2 separate regions of the Homo sapiens genome follow, and region 2 is linked to region 1. The links are chromatin loops, found by intact Hi-C in ENCODE. Cell type or tissue: IMR-90. All regions are shown on one strand. Each heading gives the region's core, and the rest is flanking DNA. Links, peaks and the distances in the headings are about the cores only. Region 1 overlaps TCOF1 (treacle ribosome biogenesis factor 1). Region 2 has its middle 15 kb from the start of RPS14.

Region 1 (4,385 bases), core at 122-4,121:
GCCCTGCTATCTTCTGCAAGCAGACAGAGGGAATTGTTCAGATTTTCTTTCTCCCCACTCTCCAGGGTCCAGGCTTTGCACTAAGCTAGACAAGCCCTGCCTGAGAAGATGCGCCTGCCTATGTGAGGCTCCGGGCCAAGGTGCAGGATGAGACTTCCTCCATCTCTCCAGGACCTCAGGGGGACCTGTGCCACACTCCAAGCTTCCCTGGGACTCTGACAGGGAGAGTCATTTTGTATAACGTTAACGTATGCACAATAACTAACATGTAGATTCTTGGTCTCATATGCCTTGGTGGGAAATACTGGCCTAGCTTATAGAGCTGGTGGAGACCTCGACCTAGATATAGACCCAGGACACTTTTAGCTACGGAAGTCTTCGTTTGGGGGGTTTTAGTAGCAGGTTTTACCTAAGGAGATGTGGATGACAGCAGACGGAGGAGGGCATGGTGGAACTGGAGCCTTAAGCCTTAACCTGGCCTTCCTTTCTTTTCCTTACCTGGCCCTAAACCCTGGTTTTTCACTTTTCTTTTTTTTCTTTTTTTTTTTTTTTGAGACAGTCTCACTCTCATCACCCAGGCTGGAGTGCAGTGGCATGATCTTGGCTTGCTGCAGCCTCCGCCTCCCAGGTTCTAGGGATTCTCCTGCCTCAGCCTCCCGAGTAGCTGGGATTACAGGCACCCGCCACCATGCCCAGCTAATTTTTATATTTTTAGTAGAGACGGGGTTTCACCATGTTGGCCAGGCTGGTCTTGAACCCCTGACCTCAAGTGATACATCTGCCTCGGCCTCCCAAAGTGCTAGGATTACAGGTGTGAGCCACCACGCCCAGCCCTATACCCCCGTTCTGAGGAGTGAGTGTTGGTGGCTCAGAGGCCTGGCAAGTCTTACCTGGGCAGAGGTCACAGCTGCCGGTGCCTCCCCATCACTGTCTGATTCCTCGCTGCTGCTCCCTGAGTCATCCTGCTTCCCTGCCTGGGCAGCCGAAGGCCCTGTCTTCCCAGGAGGTGTTGGGGCAGCCCCTTTCCTGGGGGACTCCTTGGCAGGAGCCAAGGCAGCTCTGATCTGGTGGGTCTTCCCTGAAGGCTTCACCTGGAGGGAGAAACAGGATGAGAGGAGAGAGCCTGGAGGGTGGACGTGTGAGAAGACAGGAGCTGGATGTGGCAAAGGTGTTACATCCCATGTAGGGGATGATCTCCATTCCCTCCCCCTCACCTGAGCCAGCGTCTCCGCCTCCTCCTCACTGTCTGACTCCTCCTCACTGCTCCCTGAGTCCTCCTCTGGCCCTGTCTGGGCCTGAGCTGCTGTAGCCACGGCCTTCCCCACAGATGGCACAGATGCTGGGCCCCTCGCCAAGACGGTACTGTTCTGGGGGTTTCTCACTGGTGGCTTCACCTGAATTGCAGGGGGATAATAGTATTGGAGGCAAAAGTGATTCCTTTCAGGTCCCACTCCCCACTATGGCACAACTCTGGGTGGGTGGCCTGCCCATGCACGCACCTTCTCCTGGCTGGGCTCAGTGACTGGTCCTCCTCTCTACCCCAACCCTCCACACCTCCTGTGGCTTCTGGCCCCACTTGCCTTGGATGGAGACCTCTGCTTGGCTTGAGCAGCTGCAGTGACAACTTTTCCAGGGGCTGAAATTGTCCCTTTTGCTGAAGGTGCTCTGGCGGCAGCTGGGTTGGCTTTGGCCTGGGTTTTCTTTACTGAGGTTTTCACCTGAGTGGAGAAAAGGGAATTAAGGAGGGAGAAGGTGAGATTGAGTAAAGCAGCTAGCCAAGAATACAGACTCTGGAGCTGGAGCCCGAGTCTGGATTCTGGCTCCTCCATGCAATAGGCGTGTGAACCTGAGCTCATCACTTGATCTCACTGGGCCTCAGTTCAGTCCTCTATCAAATGGAGATAATAATAAGGCCCACCTACGGGTTATGATGAAGACTAAATAGGAGATTCAGAGTTTAACATGATGTCTGGAACATAATAAACACTCAAACTCATTGTGCGTGCCTTCCTTAGCATTAGCTAAGCACAAGACTACCTAAAACAGATGTTTTCCAGGCTCCCTTTCAGCTAGGTGGCAATGTCATTAAATTCTGGCTCATAGGATGTAAGTTGAGTGCCATAAAAGGTCAGAAACATGTCTCTTCCTCCTCCAGGCTAGATGGAATGCTGAGGTCAGAGCTGGAGCTCAAGCAGCCACGGCAGAACAAGATACTTGTTGTTTAAGGTTTTCTTCAGCTTAATCTAGCCTTAACCGATATCCAGAGAACCCCCAAAAGGCCTGTCAGGGATTCCAACAAATAGAAGGAGAACAAAAAAAAAGGGAAATTCCCAGAGTGAGATCCTTAACAGGAGTGACAGCAAGCCTAATGTGAAACAGAATGAGGACTCTGGCAGCATCTCAAGGCCCCTGCCTCACTCAGGGATGGCATCTGGTCAGTGTCAGAAAACAACCCCATCCCCCAGCATTCCTCAAACACATGAGGTCAAATGAGGTGAAGAATCAGGACTTCAAGAAGATTCCCTACAGTGTGGACCAAGTATGACTCAGGCCGAGGTGCTCATCAGTAGAGCACGTAAATCCTCCAGAGGGGAGCCATGTTTTCCACAAGAAACAAGACACAAGACTGACTTGACCTAACAAGTCTCAATACACAAAAAAGGATTTAAATCATACAAAATATGTTCTCCAACCACAATGTGACTAAATTAGAAATCAACAAAAAGAAACCTGGGTAATCCCAGATATTTGGAAATTAAACGGCTTACTTCAAAATAGCCCATGGTTCAAAAAATAAAAATAAAACACCCACCTCATGGTACAGGTGGGAGGCTCAGAAGGGAAGACAAATATTTAAGTGAGCTGCATAATGAAACTCTGTAAGGCATTGGGTCTGGAATGTGCCTGCAGCTTGGGAAAGAGTAGAGGCGGCTCTGGAAGGGGCCCCTGCAGAGCTTAAAAACCTCAATGGAGGAATTCTAGAGCCCTGAGGTCCCACAAGTCAACGAGAGGAGGACAAAAAAAAATCAGTAGAAATGTGTGCTCTGGTACAGAGAAAAAAGAAATGACTAATTTCTGAGTGGTTACAGAAAAAAACAGAGCGACAATTAAAAATAATAAACAGTGGGTGGGTGAGTGCAGGGAGTGAGCCATCTTCTCTCAGCTCTTCCAGGCTTGGAGACCTCACTCCTGATCTGTTCCACATTAGCCTGGCCCATCGTCAGGGTGACAGAGACAACTTGCTGTGTGCAGCTCCCTTGCTGGGTGTAGCAGGTGAGATCTCACCTAAATTCTCACCCAAACCTGTGAGGGCTGATTTCCTGTTTATAGGAGAGTAAGGGCTCTGAGGGCTTACAGCACTTGCCAGGCTGTGGAGCTGAAACTTGAACCCAGGCGGTCTGGCTCTAAACAACTGCCAGCCATCCCACCACAATGTGCCGCCTGTGGCAAGGCACCCAAGCCAGGCACTCTCTCATTCCCTGGCCTCGCACAGACTGCTTCCTCTGCCTGGAACACTCTCCCTGCCCATTTCACCTGGCCAACTCTTTCAGCCCATGGCTCAGATGCTGCCACCTCCTGTAAAAGGCCTAGATGCTCTCACCTGTCATGCTGCGCAGCCCAGGCTCACACCCTCTATCTCAACCCCATCGCTCCACACTGCAGGAGCATGTCCATGCTCCACAGAGACAGGACTTCCCTGAGGAACAGCGCCTCAGCAACCCCAGACAAGGGCAGCACCTGGCAGGGTGGGAACTCCAGAGCTTGTGAAAACCACAGGGAATCAATCAGCAGGAGGACCTCAAAAGGCAAACAAGACAGAGACCCTGGAGCTCTGATGGGCAGAGGAGACATGGAGTGAAAGATAGGGAAGGAAGCTGTGTTGAGGCTACCTCTGAGGCTTCTGCACACCTGCAGGCAACACTAGCCCCCAGTCAAGCCCATCCTCAGCCCTGGCTCAGGAACAGGTGTGGGTGGGATGGGCCTGCTCCTTCTAGGCCTCACCTGTGCTGGAGATGCAGCTGCTTCCTCACTGTCTGATTCCTCCTCACTGCTCTCAGAGTCTTCCTGCTTTTCAGCTTTCACCTGGGTGACTGTAGGCCCCGTCTTCCCAGGGAGTACTGGAGCAGTCCCTTGCCCCAAGGACCCCTTGACAGGCACTGAGGCTGCTTTCACCTGGAGGCCTTTCCCCACAGACTTTGCCTGGGATGACAAGGGGAAGAGAGGTGTCTCCAGGAGTCCAAAGGACCACGTAGGGGCGGCCCTGAGGCCCGCCCAGAAAACACAGGCCTCACCTGTCCCACGGTTACTGCAAGACCTGTCTTCTCTTCCTCACTATCTGATTCCTCACTGCTTGAAGAATCCTCTGCTGGTCTCTGGGTGCCCCC
Region 2 (4,385 bases), core at 137-4,136, 56 kb before region 1:
GTCTTGAACTCCAGGGCTCAATTGATTACCCAACCCAGCCTCCAAAATGCCGGGATTATAGGCATGAGCCACCGCACCCGGTCTGAAGATTTGTATTTCTAAGTTCCCAAGTAGTGCTGATGTTGATGGTTCAGAGACCACATTTTGAGAACCACTGGGCTTGGTGACTACTGGACTTTTCCGTTCAGGTCACTGCTGTCCCAGCACCTGAGACAATGCGTACCTGGTATCATATAAATATTTATGACTCATATTACAAGTATTACCTCATTCAGTCGCTTTGAGGTAAGTACTGTTATTATCAAAATTTAACATGTGAGGAAACTGAGGGTCAGAGAGGTTAAGTGACTCGTCCAGGGGCACACAGCTGGAAAGGGGCAGGAGCAAGGATTCAAACTTACATACGCTTGTCTATAACCACAGACCGTGCCCTTAATCGCCACACTCTTTCACTTCTAGCAGGCTGGGGCTCAGTGCAATCAGGCTACCAAGGAAGTCGAGGAGGAGGAGGACCCGCCCTGTCTCAGCATCTCTTCAGAGGGCTGGGAAGTACACGGTAGCAGAGTCCTGCCCCTGAAGGGAGCCCCGTTGCCGTGGGAGCTTACATCAGTCATATATAGGTGGCCACCAGGTGGCAGCATTGTTCTGACAGGAAGCCGCGTGCTGCCTTGCTGTCTTAGTTCTGATCTGGGTTCTGCCACCCCTGGTTCAGTGGCCCTCAGCCTATCCATTTCTTATGTGCCTCCGTTTCCTCATCTTTACAAAAAGGAGATTGCATCTCTGTGATCTCTGAAGAGCCCTTGCACCTCAGATGCCATGTAAAAGAGAAAGGTGCAGCCAGTGGAATTCAAATGCTCCCAAACCAAACCAGATCTCCTCCCCCCCACTGAAAACAACAATAAAACCCACTAGAATTAGCACCAAAGAAATATGATGCAAGCCACAGAAGTGAGCCACAGGTGTAATTTCAAATTTTCCAGTAGCCACACTGATAAAGTATCACAAAATGACATTAATTTTAATAATATATTTCATGTAACCCAATATGTTCAAAATATTTTCATTCCAACATATAATCAATATAAAAATTATTAAGATGTTTTACTTTTTTTGTGTGAAGTTTGAGATCCATTGTACTTTTTTTTTTTGAGACGGAGTCTCTCTGTCACTCAGGCTGGAGTGCAGTGGCACAATCTTGTCTCACTGCAACCTCTACCTCCCGGGTTCAAGCAATTCTCCTGTCTCAGCCTCCCAAGTAGCTGGGATTACAGGCACCCACCACCACACCTGGCTAATTTTTGTATTTTTAGTAGAGACAGGGTTTCACCATGTTGGTCAGGCTGGTCTTGAACTCCTGAACTCAGGTGATCCACCCGCCTCAGCCTCTCAAAGTGCTGGGATTACAGGCCTGAGCCACTGAGCCCGGCTGGTCCCTTATATATTTCCACTTATAGCACACTTCCATTTGGACTAGCCACATTTCAAGGGCTCAACCACCATGTGTAGCTAGTGGCTGCCATGTTAGACAGCACAGCCTTAGATATTAATGCCAAACATTTATTGAGGTAGGTACTATGCCGAGTGTTTTACATGCATTCTCTTTTTTTTTTTTTTTTTTTCCGAGACAGAGTTTCGCTCTGTCACCCAGGCTGGAGTGCAATGGCACTATCTTGGTTCACTGCAACCTTCGCCTCCCGGGTTCAAGCGAGATTCTCCCCTTCAGCCTCCCGAGTAGCGAGGAGTACAGGCACCTGCTATCATGCTGGCTAGTTTTTTGCATTTTTAGTAGAGACGGGGTTTCACCATATTGGCCAGGCTGGTCTCGAACTCCTGACCTCATGATCCACCTGCCTCGGCCTCCCAAAGTGCTGGGATTACAGGTGTGAGCCACTGCGCCTGGCTGCATTCTCTTAATCAATCTTCACAACATGCTATGAAGCAGGCAAGATTATTATTATTATTAGTCCTGTTTTGCAGATGAGAAAACTGAGGCTTGCTTAGGGAGACTAAGTGCCTCAGCCAAGATCACACAGCAAGTAAGTGGAGGAGTCTGGATTTGAACTTAGCTCTGCCTGGCTCCGGAGTCCGGGCCCTTCATCATGACATCATCCTGCCCTGATGGCAGATGCTTAGGGTATGCTGTCAGAGAGGCCTACCGACAGGGATTCCAAATCCAAGTAATGCAAATTCCTGGGAGTAAACAATCAGGCCTGTCAGGGCAGGAGGGGAGGCCCTGAAGCTACATTCTCCCACCCGCCGCAGTTGTGTGTCTGGCAAAGTTGAGCTTGCCTGGCAAACAACCAATGACTCTGACAAGAAGAAACCATGATCTTGGGGAAATTATGTTTGCATGATGAAAAATGGAACTTGCAAAAAGAAAATCTGGCATCAAGTGGCCGGGTGCAGTGGCTCAAGCCTGTAATCCCAGCACTTTGGGTGGCCAAGGCAGGCGGATCACTTGAGGTCATGAGTTCAAGACCAGCCTGGCCAACATGGTGAAGCCCTGTCTCTACTAAAAAAAAAAAAAAAAAAAAAAAAATTAGCCAGGTGTGGTGGCAGTCATCTGTAATCCCAGCTACTTAGGAGGTTGAGGCAGGAGAATTGCTTAAAGCCAGGAGGTGGAGATTACAGTGAGCCGAGATCATGACACTGCACTCTAGCCTGGGCGACAGAGGGAGACTCCATCTCAAAAAAAAAAAACAAAATAAAACCAAAAACTCTGGCATCAGGAGAAAATTAAAATTGAGAAATGGACTAGGGTGGCTCACGCCTGTAGTCCCAACACTTTGGAAGGCCAAGGTGGGCGGATCACTTGAGCCTAGGAGTTCGAGGCCAGCCATGGGGAGACTCTGTCTCTACAAAAATACCAAAATTACCCAGGCATTGTGGTGTGAACCTGTTGTTCCAACTACTCAAGAGGCTGAGGTGGGAGGATGGCTTGAGTCCAGGAGGCAGAGGTTGCAGTAAGCTGAGATGGAATCACTACACTCCAGCCTGGGTGATGGAGCAAGACTCTGTCTCAAAAAAGAAAAAGAAAAATTGAGAAATGCAGAACAATAGGAATAACCTGCAGGTGAGTGCGAAAGAGGGTAGAATTCCAAGGGACAGAGCTAGACCTAAAGTATGGAAGTTACAGGGAGGCAAGCTGTGGTGCGACATTAGGGAAAATAGCACTAACTAGACTGACGATGTTATACAGCTGAAATTTATTAAGCACTTATCAAGCAACTTAAATGTAGCAGCTTATTGGCTGGGTGCGGTGACTCACGCCTGTTATCCCAGCACTTTGGGAGGCTGAGGCGGCTGGATCACCTGAGGTCAGGAGTTTGAGACCAGCCTGGCCAACATGGTGAATCCCAGTCTCTACTAAAAATACAAAAGTTAGCCAGGCATGGTGGTGCACACCTGTAGTGCTAGCTACTCAGGAGGCTGAGGCAGGAGAATCACAAGAACCCAGGAGGCGGAGGTTGCAGTGAGCCAAGATGCCGTTGCACTCCAGCCTGGGTGACAGAGTGAGACTGTCTCAAAAAAAAAAAAAAAAGTAGCAGCTTATTTAATTCTCATACTCACAGTAGGAAGTAGCATGCAAGTAGACCATCAGAGGTGTAAGGAAGTAGATACTGCTATTATTACCCTTTTTGTTTTTGTTTTTTTAGAGACAGGGTCTTGCTCTGTTGCCCAGGCTGGAGTGCAATGGTGTGATCACAGCTCACTGCAGCCTCAAACTCCTGAGACTATCAGAGATGTGAGGAATTAGGTATTGCTATTATTACCTTTTTCTATTTTTTTTTGAGATGGAGTTTTGCTCTTGTTGCCCAAGCTGGAGTGCATTGGCACCATCTCAGCTTACAGCAACCTCCACCTCCCAGGTTCAAGCAATTCTCCTGCCTCAGCCTCCCAAGTAGCTGGTATTTACAGGCGTCTGCCACCTTGCCCAGCTAATTTTTATATTTTTAATAGAGACAGGGTTTCACCATGTTGGCCAGGCTGGTCTCGAACTCCTGACCTCAAGCGATCCGCTCACCTCAGCCTCCCAAAGTGGTGGGATTACAGGCGTGAGCCACCACACCTGGCCTGCCTCTTTTGGTTTTGTTTTTTCAGAGATAGGGTCTTGTTCTGTTGCCCAGGCTGGAGTGCAGTGGTGCGATCATGGCTCACTGCAGCCTCGAACTCCCAGGTTCAAGTGATCCTCCTGCCTTAGCTTTCAGAGTAGCTAGAACTATAGGCATACACCACCATGCCTGGCTAATCAAAAAAAAATTTTTTTTGAGATGGAGTCTGGAGTGCAGTGGCGCAATCTTGGCTCACTGCAAGCTCCGCCTCCCAGGTTCACGCCATTCTCCTGCCTCAGGCTCCTGGGATTACAGGCGCCCGCCACCACGCCC

Evidence for each region. A loop is a pair of places that touch in the nucleus more often than their neighbours do. Peaks named below come from ENCODE experiments on the same cell type or tissue, not always from the same donor. Only the 100,000 strongest peaks of a DNase experiment are listed, where the experiment ranks them.
Region 2: it touches region 1 in a loop (6-fold over the local background); 1 of 110 quality-filtered maps calls a loop at or near these places.

Annotation. Positions count from the first base shown.
Region 1 is chr5:150,376,238-150,380,622 of GRCh38, reverse strand. TCOF1 (treacle ribosome biogenesis factor 1) reads right to left here. Exons shown (of 27, transcript NM_001371623.1): 13 at 4,293-4,385; 14 at 4,003-4,200; 15 at 1,581-1,718; 16 at 1,215-1,394; 17 at 891-1,091. Among named protein-coding and RNA genes, the nearest start is that of TCOF1, 21 kb to the right of the region's middle. RefSeq lists an enhancer at 3,390-3,912. In IMR-90, for the core only: no CTCF peak of the experiment used is centred there; DNase peaks (open chromatin) are centred at 2,472 and 3,122; H3K27ac peaks cover 3,223 bases.
Region 2 is chr5:150,432,500-150,436,884 of GRCh38, reverse strand. No RefSeq gene overlaps it. Among named protein-coding and RNA genes, the nearest start is that of RPS14, 15 kb to the left of the region's middle. In IMR-90, for the core only: a CTCF peak has its summit at 629 (motif pointing right); DNase peaks (open chromatin) are centred at 634 and 2,204; H3K27ac peaks cover 191 bases.